2 separate regions of the Homo sapiens genome follow, and region 2 is linked to region 1. A link is an interaction called in ENCODE POLR2A ChIA-PET data of the cell type or tissue named here. Cell type or tissue: PC-3. All regions are shown on one strand. Each heading gives the region's core, and the rest is flanking DNA. Links, peaks and the distances in the headings are about the cores only. Region 1 overlaps KIF3C (kinesin family member 3C). Region 2 holds the start of KIF3C (kinesin family member 3C).

Region 1 (5,369 bases), core at 199-5,198:
CTGGACCTGATCAAGCAGAATCTGAGGATGGTAATTTTTTTTTTTTTTTTGAGACGGAGTTTCACCCTTGTCACCCAAGCTGGAGTGCAGTGGCACAATCTAGGCTCACTGCAACCTCCGCCTCCTGGATGCAAGCTATTCCCCTGCCTGTAGCTGGGATTACAGGTGCCCACCACCACGTCCGTCTAATTTTTGTATTTTTAATAGAGACCGGGATTTCACCATGTTATCCAGGCTGGTCTCGAACTCCTGATCTCAGGTGATCCGCCTGCCTTGGCCTCCCAAAGTGCTGGGATTACAAGTGTGAGCTACTGTGCCCAGCCAAGGATAGTAATTTTGATCCAGGTAACTCTTGGACCACATTGTAAGAAAAATGGCCAGGGTAGACCGGGCGCTGTGGCTCACGCCTGTAATCCCAGCACTTTGAGAGGCTGAGGCAGGTGGCTCACCTGAGGTCAGGAGTTCAAGACCAGCCTGGCTAAGGTGGTAAAACTCTGTCTCTACTGAAAAAATACAAAAATTAGCTGGATGTGGTGGTGGGTGCCTGTGATCCTAGCTACTCGGGAGGCTGAGGCAGGAGAATTGCTTGAACCTGGGAGGGGGAGGTTGCAGTGAGCCGAGATAGCACCACTGCACACCAGCCTGGGTGACAGAGCAAGACTCTTGTTTCAAAAAAAAAAAAAAAGAAAAGGAAAAAGAAAAATGGCCGGGGTAATAAAATGAGCCTAGATTGAAATTTTCTTTCTTTTTCACTTTTTCTCTCTTTTTTTGAGACGGTGTCTCGTTATGTTGCCCAGTCTGATCTTGAATTCCCAGGCTTAAGCGATCCTCCTGCCTTTAGCCTCCTGAGTAGCTGGGATTTCAGGCGTGTGCCACCATGCCCGGCTCCAGATTAAAATTTTCTAAAGCCATCCTCCTGGGTGATGGACACACTGGCAAAGAACATCTGTTGTGCTGGCTGCCCAGAGCCCATTCGACTCCACTCCTACTTCCATCATCTTTTTTGAGAAATACTTTTATTTCTACCTCATCCCTCCCCCACATCTGCATGGTTACAGCCTTGGGACTCTTGGAGGTTTTGTTCGTACATCATATTCCCACCTACCTGACCCAAACTGCTAAATCAGAGTCCCATTCCCATAAATTTGGCATTGGGACCAAGATGCTAACTCTCTCCGGATGGCTGGATCATGTACCCAGAGAGCTGCTAGCAGATGTGTTTCCTACATCATGAACTGGAGCAGCTGAGGACAGAGTGTGAACCCCACACAGAAGGAAGTGTGGTGAAACAGAGAGGGTCTTTGTGGTGTTTGAGTCCCTGGTACTAGGTCATTCCTGAGGCCTGGGTCTTTCCTTGCCTTTGTGTGCCACAGCACGCCTCTGGGTCAGGCCAGCTTAAATGATTTTTTAGTGGTAGCCAAGAGTTCTAACTCACACTCACCCCATCCATCCTACGCCAAGGGGACAAGGACAAAGGGTAGTGTTTTCTACGCCCCAGCTCTAGGTTCTGAGAACAAAAAGAAGTAACTCTGTGGAGAGCAGGTGTCCAGTTTTGGAAGAAGAAGTGAAACATGGCAGTTTCCTTATCAATGAACTGTCTATCAACAAAAGACCAGAGGCCTGGGTCAAGGGAGAATTTCTACCCCCTGGCTGTTTCTGTGGGGCTCAAGAAAACCACCTGCTGTACAGGTGATCCCACTGCTAATGGAGGAATGAGCGGTTTTGTGTTGTTGTTGTTGTTTTTTTTTGAGACGGAGTCTCACTCTGTTGCCAAGGCTGGAGTGCAGTGGCACCATGTCGGCTCACTGCAACCTCCGTCTCCCGGGTTCAAGCAATTCTCCTGCCTCAGCCTCCCGAGTAGCTGGGATTACAGGAACCCACCACCGCGCCCGGCTAGTTTTTAAAATATTTTTAGTAGAGATGGGGTTTCACCATGTTGGCCAGTCTGGTCTTGAACTCCTGACCTCAGGTGATCCACCTGCCTCGGTCTCCCGAAGCGCTGGGATTACAGGTGTGAGCCACTGCGCCTGTCCTGAATGAGTGGTTTTACAATAGGACCTCTAGGCAAGGGTCTGCAGATCTGGTCTGATGCCGAACCTTGCCCATTGAGATAAATCACTCTGTCCTCTGTCCCTGGCTGTCACCACTTGGGAACCATGTATAGTGCCTGTCAGTTTTCCATGGGCTAGAGAAGTAGTGTGGCAAAGAGGGCAAAACATGGGTTCTAGAGTCTGCAAGTCCAGCTTCATCACGTACTGGGTCTTTAGCCAGTTAGTTAATTTCGCTTACTTCCATCTCTCAATCAGTCACCATAATCCTCTCACTAGGAGAATGAAATGAGTGTGAGTGTGTGTGTCTGTGTGTGTAAAGCACCTTACACAATACCTAGCAAACGCCCCCGAAGCAGCAGAGCCACTCCAGCCCTGGAACCCTGTTAGAGATCAGGGTGAGAGCCTGGCACAGAGACAGGACATCCCTCTAAGAAAACTGTCAGTGCCAAAATAGTTGGTTTACTGCCTGATTTTTGCAGCAGACAAACTTCAGTGCTCCCCTAGGAGTCAGGGTTCAAAGCTTTGTGTTTGTTTGTTTTTTAGCAATAACTAATTTTCATTTCCTGTAAGACCTCCACACTACAGAGAGCTAGTGGCTAGAACCCAGCAGGAGGGAAAATAGGTCCTGAGAAGAGAGGATAAGGGAAGCTAGTCTTTCTTTTCTTTTCGAGACAGTTTCACTCTTGTTGGCTAGGCTGGAGTGCAATGCCACAATCTCAGCTCACCTCAACTTCTGCCTCCTGTGTTCAAGCGATTCTCCTGCCTCAGCCTCCCGAGTAGCTGGGACTACAGGTGTGCACCACCATGCCTGGCTAATTTTTGTATTTTTAGTAAAGACAGAGTTTCACCATGTTGGCCAGGCTGGTCTCGAACTCCTGACCTCAGGGATCCACCTGCCTCAACCTCCCAAAGTGCTGGGATTACAGGCGTGAGCCACCGCACTCGGCCTAGACTTTCAAGTTATTGTAATTCAGCACCCATCAGGCCCAGGCACATCTGTGTGGTTTACATGCATTCTTTCCTCCTTTAACCCCTTTGGTGGATCAATGAGGGCATAGGGAGTATGACAGTGACAGCTAATCTGGACACCACTGAGGCAGTTCTGAAATCTGCCAGTTGCTCAGAATTAACTGGTTGGGGACGACCAGCCTAGAACACAAACAGCTGCTGCCATAGTCCCGGCACAGACTTCCGACTAGTGCCTGGGACCTGCTCCCCAGCCCTATTGGGCAAACAGATCTCCATTTATTAAGCAACCAGTTCTTTTCCAAAGTGCTGATAACTGCAGCTGGAATCCATATGCTCTTTTTATTTTTATTTTTTGGGATGGAGTCTTGCTCTGTCGCCCAGGCTAGAGTGCAGTGGCACAATCTCAGCTCACTACAAGCTCTGCCTCCAGGGTTCAAATGATTCTCCTGCCTCAGCCTCCAGAGTAGCTGAGATTACAGGTGTGTGCCACCACACCAGGCTAATTTTTGTATATGTAGTAGAGATGGGGTTTCACCATGTTGGCCAGGGTGGTCTCAAACTCCTGACCTCAGGTGATCTGCCTGCCTGGGCCTCCCAAAGTGCTGGGATTACAGGTGTGAGCCACCACGTCTGGCTGATATACTCTTGAGCCCCTACTGGAAAAACATGGAAGAGAGAGAAAGGAGAAAATGAAAAAGGGAGGGAGTTAAAGTAGGAAGAAACAAAGGGAAGAGAAGTAAGGCAGTCAACTCCGTGACGATACTCATTCCTTTATTGTCAACTGCATTGATTGGAACAGGGCTGGGGCCTGCAAGCTGCTGGCAGCACCCAGCTGCAGGTGCATTTCAGCTCAACAGAAAGGCCTCCATCCGAAGCCAAGGGGACAGAGGGGAATGTTTTATATATATATTTATATATTACATATGTCCCGTATAGTCATATGTGTAGAGTGACAAGAATGGGCCACTGCATTGTTAATTGTTGTCCTAAATAAAGACCATAGCAACACACGAGAATTTGGTCCTAATCAAGGCCCTTACTTTGTCAATCAAATATTTGATACACCAAAAGGAAAAGGAGAGAAAGAGAGACAGAGAGACTGAGATCCAGCCACTCCTGGTGGCCCTGTTCCCAGCAGATCTTACACTGAGTGTAGAGTGTCCCCTGTGGAGGTAAACACGCACACAAACACGCACACACATACACACATACACAAAACCGCAGGCAGGAGCTCCTCCTCCGACCATACCTCGGGCCCAGCCCTCGGACTGGGGGGGCTGATTTGGGTATATTGTGCTATAAGACTGTGAGGGAGGTGTGACAAGACAATGCAAAGGCGATGTGTCCAAGTGATGAATGAGGTGATACGTGCTGCTTTGTCCACAAACGAGAAAGAGGTCAGTGGGAGAGGCTGCTCAACGCAGCCCTGGAGGTCCCCCTGCGCTCAGGCCACCTGGTGAATTTCTACACACAACTCCTGTCCCAGCCACAGTCGAACCTCTGATCTGAATCCTGAGTCTCAAATAATCTCTTGGGCTCTGATGAAAATTGTGATTTCCTGGAAGGACAGGAGCAAATGGCAAGTGGGTGGCTCAACCCTCTAGTCCAGTAATGAAGCAGAAATGACAGTGTCGCTGAGTTAAATCAGACCCAAGCTTGATCCTCAGAGCAGAACTTGAATGATGTAAGAAGGGTTCATTTCCTGAAGGAAAGAGAATAACCCCCGCCACCACCTCCCACACCCCCCATTTCAGGCAGATCTGTCAGTCTCATGGTTTCACCCCAACGACAGCACTCTTCATATTCTAGGAACTGGAGACTCACACTATTAGGGCACTTTGAAATCCTAATTCACTCGCTTGCTTTCGTTATGACCTCTTCACCCGTCCTCCAAAATATACACTTAAAAAGCCAGTCAATGAACATTAACCATTTTTTTTTGTAGAAATTTACTTATCACTTGAGATACCTAGAGACATTTTGGGCCATCACAAAGGAAGGTAAGGAGTATCCCCCTAGGAACCAATTTGCGTAACTAGTGAATAAAGGATCTATTTTCAACAAAATAATACCTTAAAGATGCAATTCAGAAACAGGGGTAACAGGCAAAGCTGGAAAAGATTGTGCCTGGGCTTCTGTTTCCTGTGACAGATGAAGGGAAAAAGCAATAGATGTTAATATCTTCGTTTAGCGAGGGGTAGAATGACATTGACTCCTCCCACTGTGAACGGGGTCTAGGCAGCTGCAGGGAGAAATGATCGAAGCAGGCAGGAGCAGCCTCTTGAAAATGGGGAGTTGCCTTGAGAGCCTGTCGACCAAAATGACTCCTCGGAGGGGACAGAAACAAAG
Region 2 (5,369 bases), core at 108-5,107, 58 kb after region 1:
GCAGGTAATTCTCCATGTTCTTCTCCAAGGCTGACTCCAGGATGGGCTGGGGCGGGCGGTGGTTGTTGTTGTTGTCATCCTCCTCTTCTGCCACCCAGGCCTCAATCACTGGGCCCTCAGGGTACCCAGGCGGGGCGGACACGGCCTTCTTCCTGCGGCTGCTCTTCCTCCGGGGCCGCTTCCCCAGCATCCCCCTCTTCTCCAGCTGGGCCTTCAGGCGGGCAATCTCCTCTTGGAATTCCCGCAGCAGTGTGTCCTTGGGGTCCTCGTTCACCCGGGGCTTGTTCTTGATGTTCTTGGCTCGGTTGGCAAAGCGCAAGGTGGAGAGGCTCTCATCGTAGCTGTGAGAAGCTGGCCCCAGTGTGGCTACCATGATGGTCTTGGCATTCCCCCCCAGGGAGTCCTGGAGCAGCCGGGTCAGCTTGGAGTCCCGGTAGGGAATGTGGGTGCTCCTGTTGCCCGCCAGGGCAGCAATCACGTTGCCCAGGGCAGATAATGAGAGGTTGATTTTGGAGGCTTCCTTAGGCCTCTCTCCACCAGCACCACCACCACTGCCTCCACCGCCACCACCGCCACCCGAGGATGGTGTGGCTGCCCCTCCCGCTGTGTTGGGGCCTGCCTTGTTCTGCCTCTCGCTGCCAGCCAGGTCCACGAGGTTGAGCTTGCCCACTCGGATGTGGTCCTGGCCATCAGAGCCACGTTCGCTGCACTCCACAGTGATGATGAAGATGGCATGGGAGCGGGAGCTGACCTCATTCATGTGGGTGCTGCCCACAGCCCGGGTCTGGTTCCCCAGGTTCATCACATGCTCAATCTCCTTGACATTCTTGGTGACGAAGGAGGAGAGGTCCTTGATGTAGACGCCAGTCTCGGGGTTCTCTTTCAGCTCTAGCCTCTTGCCCGGCTCCTTGGAGAGCAGGTCTCGAATCTCTTCCTGGTAGATCTCCAAATAGGAGGCCCGGACCAGGTACTGTTGGTTCTGGGAGCGGGAGATGTGGGTGAAGATGTGCTCAAAGGCATTCGGGATGACCCCGCGCAGCTCGGGCTCCACCCAGGTCCCCTGCATGGTATAGGTCTTGCCAGTGCCCGTCTGGCCATAGGCAAACACCGTGCCATTGAAACCCTGGAGCACGGAGTCTATCAGGGGCCTCACGGTTTCGTCATACAGGTCGGCCTGCTTGGAGCTGGCATCATACACGGCGTCAAAGGTGAAGGTCTTGGGCAGCTCCCCCGGGGCGGCGCGGGGGTTCCGCAGGGTCACCTGGCCCAGTTTCACGTCCATGGTCAGGATCTGCTCGTGACCAGCAGCCTCCTCCTTCCTGCTGAGGGGGCGGCACCGGGCCACCACCTTGAGGGCCTCGCTGGCCTTGGTCTTACTGGCCATCTTGCTGCTCTGACCTTCCTGCCCCCGAGCCCCTCCGCAGCCTGGGCGGTCCTGCTATCCTGCTCGCTAGGTCGGGATCAGCGGGGCCGGCCCAGCCCCCAGGCGCAGCTCTTCAATCCGCATGCAGCCTCCTAGGGTGGGGACGCTGGGAGGTGGCCCCAACGCTGCTGCAGTCCGGGCCTCCACCGCTCTCCGGTCCTCTCTGCACCGGCTGGGAGGTGAATTAGGCAGAATCCCCCAGTCGCCGCGGGAGCAGCGCCTGCCGAGCAGCCGTGCCCGGAGCCCGCCCCATGCAGGAGCAGAGGGAGCGCTGCCGTAAACAGCTTCGGCAACAATGAGATAAAGGAAGAGGAAAATGGGATGGGGGTGGGCGGCGAGCTGTCTTCTCCTCCTTCCTCTAGGGATCCATAGCGTGGGCTGCCGGTCGTGGGCGGCCGGGGGTCCCGGGCCTCCCGAGGGCAGAGGCTCACCTGGAGTCCTCCCCCCAAGCTGGGGGATCATTCATTGCAGCCAGCGCGGCTGCTGCTGCCTCTGCCTCCGCCTTCCCCGCCGCCGCCACTGGAGAATGAGAGAGAAAAACAGAAGGGGATGGGGCGGAGCAGCGGCAGCGAGAGTGATGTTGCCGCCGCGCTGCGGCCCCAGCTAAGCCTCCCGACTGGGGTGGGGCAGGGGGCGGGGCCGCGGGGCGGGAGGCGCGAGCCCGGAGCGGCCCGGGTGCGGGGGACAGGGGCGCATCGCCGTCTCTGCACCCCCGCCGACCGCTCCGGGATGACAGGCTCCGGTGCCGACCCAGGTCCTGCGCCCACCAGTCGGGTGCAGCGCAGCCACCGCCCGCCGTCACCCCACCGAGCCCGAGCATGCCGGGAATTGTAGTCCTGCCTTTGTTAACCGGGTTCTGGCAGGTTGCTAATGCCTTTCCCGGTCCCCCAGTCCGGGAGGCGCCTCCCTCATCCGCATGCCACCCCTTGAGTGACTGCTGAGCTTGCACCACCTATGCCTGGTCCCTCCGAGCCACCATCCTCGGACACCCCCCTGCTCCTGCCTTTCTGCCTGCAAATGGGTGCGCGTCACCCCTCCCCGTCAGGGTGTCGCCAGGCCTCCGGGAACCGAACTCCTAAATGTTCCTTGACTCTGTCCTTTCCTCCCCCTGTCCCGGTCTACTTCTGGCCTTCCTCTTCTCTCTGCTGGAGCCCACCTTCCAGCTGATTCTCTCGCACCTTATGTCCGCACAAGCACCCGGGAGCCCCCTCGCTCCTCCTCCACCGCCTTCCTTGTGTGAAAGCCTCTCCATCTTCCGCCTTCGCAGCCTCACCGCCACTACTCCTCTATAGAAAAATCTGTGTTCCAGACAGCCATTTCTTCAGTTATCCAGCGCCTGCTGAGCCCCAGGCCCCATTCTAGGATCTGGGTCCTTCCTGTCCTCAAGCAGTGCACATTCCCGGAACCGTGTTTTGTTTCTTTAACTGGCTTTGCTGTGCAGCATCTTTGTGCTTTTGCCCAGAGGCCTGGTCACCCTTCGGCACTTAGTGCCCTGCCACTTGGGCAGTTCAAGCACCTCCTCCTCCACGAAGCCTTCCCTTAGCAATTTTTTTTTTTCTATAGTGAAAGAGGCACAGAATTTACCTAAGACAAAACCTGGATTGAAGTTCCAGTTCTGATGGCCATCCAATGGAGTGGCTTTGAGCAGTCACTCCCCTTGCTCCAGCCTTAGTTTCCTCATTTATTTTTTTAAAAATTCGAGGCGGGAAAGAAATAATTAACAACTACTTCATGGAATGGTTGGGAGGCTCAAATGAAATAATGAATCATGAAGTACTGTACCATGAGAAGTCCTGCCCTGGCTTGGATTGCCTGACAGCTCCTGCTTCCTTGAGTATCCTGGATAGACCATGTCTGTGCTTGGTGTTCCTCTATGGGAGTCTTAATCTTTTTTTTTTTTCCTGTAGGATACAAATAAAGTGTAATTCCACAAGGCCAAGGACCAAGCCAGAGTCCTATCCATGGTCCACTCTGCAGAGGGCAGTTGAGTCTGTGGACTGAGCCCAAGCTGTCTGTCTTTACTCTCCATATGAGAACCAGATTGAGAGGTGCTGTTATCTGAAACCTGGAGACCCTTCTTCACAGAGGCACCAGAAGAGTCTTTCCACAAAACATTTCCAAGCATGTTATCCTCTAGAGGACCCAATTGTTTAGTTTTCCAACTCAACAAAATTTACCTCCTTAACTCTTCCCCATCCCAGAACTTTAGCGTGAGCTGGACTAGAGGCTTGAGACTTAGCTGAGAGCTTGCCCGCTTCTGAAGCTCCCTGGCCTCCCTCCACCCTCTCCTTGATTAAGCTCCACTGCTTATGATTAACATGGCTTTTGGACCAATTACGGGGTGGGGTTTTGGCTCCGTAGACTAACCCCTCTTGGCTCTCACAACATGATTTCTGGATGGAGCCTTTAGTTCTTCAACTATTTTCTGGTTGCATTCGGCTTTGGGTTTTGAATACCCTTTCTCTGCTTAGGCTAATGTATCTGACACTACAGCGCTGGATAAAAGGGATTCTCACCCTGTTCTCCCCACTTGATGTCACCACCTGGCAGGGGACTTACCCAGATCCTCTTGTGTGAGAGGGAGATTGGAATCGCGTTGCTTACAAGATGTGTGATCCTAGGCCAGGCGCGGTGGCTCACGCCTATAATCCCAGCACTTTGGGAGGCCGAGGCGGGTGGATCATGAGGTCAAGAGATCGAGACCATCTTGGCCAACATCATGAAACCTCATCTCTACTAAAAATACAAAAATTAGCTGGGCATGGTGGTGCACGCCTGTAGTCCCAGCTACTTGAGAGGCTGAGACAGGAAAATAATTTGAACCCAGGAGGCAGAGATTGCAGTGAGGCTAGATGGCGCCACTGCACTCCAGCCTGGCGACAAAGCAAGACTCCATCTCACACACACAAAAAAAGATATGTGATCCTGGGGAAATTATTTAACTTCTCTGAACAGCTATTTTTTCAGTGGAATAAATGAGGATAAGAATGCTTACATTGACCAGGTGTGGTGGCTCAAGCTGTAATCCCAGCTATTCAGGAGGCTGAGGTAGGAGGATCGCTTAAGCCCGTAAGTTCAGGGCTGCAGTGAGCGATGATTGTACCACTGCACTCTAGCCTAGGGTAACAGAGTGAGAACCTGTCTCTGAAAAAAAAAGAGGGCTTACCTTACACATCAGGATTAAGTGAGATAATGTATGCAAAAACTCCTACGACATAGGAGGCACTCCAGAAATAGCAGTTTTCTTTTCTCTTGTCCTTTGCATTCAAGGCTGTTCACTTCAGCGTCTCCATTTTCACCGCTGTCTTCATTTTTCCTTCCTCTTACATACTCAAGTCTCCAGCCACTCTGATTAGCTTAAGTCCCCCAAACACACCCCACTTTTTTGTGTCTCCTTGTGTTTGCTCATGCTGCTCCTCTGCCCGAAATGTCCTAACTTTGTTTTTATTTCAATTAATTTATTTGAGAAGGGGTCTCATTCTGTCACTCAGGCTGGAGTGCAGTGGTATGATTATGGCTCACTGCAGCCTCAAACTCCTGAGCTCAAGCTATCCTCCTGCCTTAGCCTCCCGAATAGCTGGGACTACAGTTGCATGCCACCACACCTGGATAATTAAAAACAATATTTTTTTAGGCCGGGCGCGGTGGCTCACACCTGTAATCCCAGCACTTTGGGAGGCCAAGGCAGGGGGATCACAAGGTCAGGAGTTCGAGACCAGCCTGACCAACATAATGAAACCCTGTCTCTACTAAAAATACAAAAAATTAGCCGGGCATGGTGGTGGGCACCTGTAATCCCAGCTACTTGGGAGGCTGACGCAGGAGAATCCCTTGAACCCGGGAGGTGGAAGTTGCAGTGAGCCGAGATTGCACCAGCCTGGGTGACAGTGCAAGACTCTGTCTCAAAAAAACAAAAACAAACAAACAAAAAACAATATTTTTTAAC

Evidence for each region. ChIA-PET counts read pairs that join two places held together with the same protein. Peaks named below come from ENCODE experiments on the same cell type or tissue, not always from the same donor. Only the 100,000 strongest peaks of a DNase experiment are listed, where the experiment ranks them.
Region 2: POLR2A ChIA-PET joins it to region 1 with 13 read pairs; 3 of 35 experiments call an interaction of 5 or more read pairs at or near these places.

The regions. Positions count from the first base shown.
Region 1 is chr2:25,922,828-25,928,196 of GRCh38, forward strand. It overlaps KIF3C (kinesin family member 3C), which reads right to left. Exons shown (of 8, transcript NM_002254.8): 8 at 3,771-5,369. Among named protein-coding and RNA genes, the nearest start is that of ASXL2, 47 kb to the left of the region's middle. In PC-3, for the core only: no CTCF peak of the experiment used is centred there; no DNase peak of the experiment used is centred there.
Region 2 is chr2:25,980,534-25,985,902 of GRCh38, forward strand. It overlaps KIF3C (kinesin family member 3C), which reads right to left and starts at 1,964. Exons shown (of 8, transcript NM_002254.8): 1 at 1-1,964. The coding sequence starts at 1,384. RefSeq lists enhancers at 1-225, 735-1,243, 1,244-1,753 and silencers at 1,743-1,902, 2,043-2,212. In PC-3, for the core only: a CTCF peak has its summit at 4,294; no DNase peak of the experiment used is centred there; H3K4me3 peaks cover 1,550 bases; H3K27ac peaks cover 491 bases.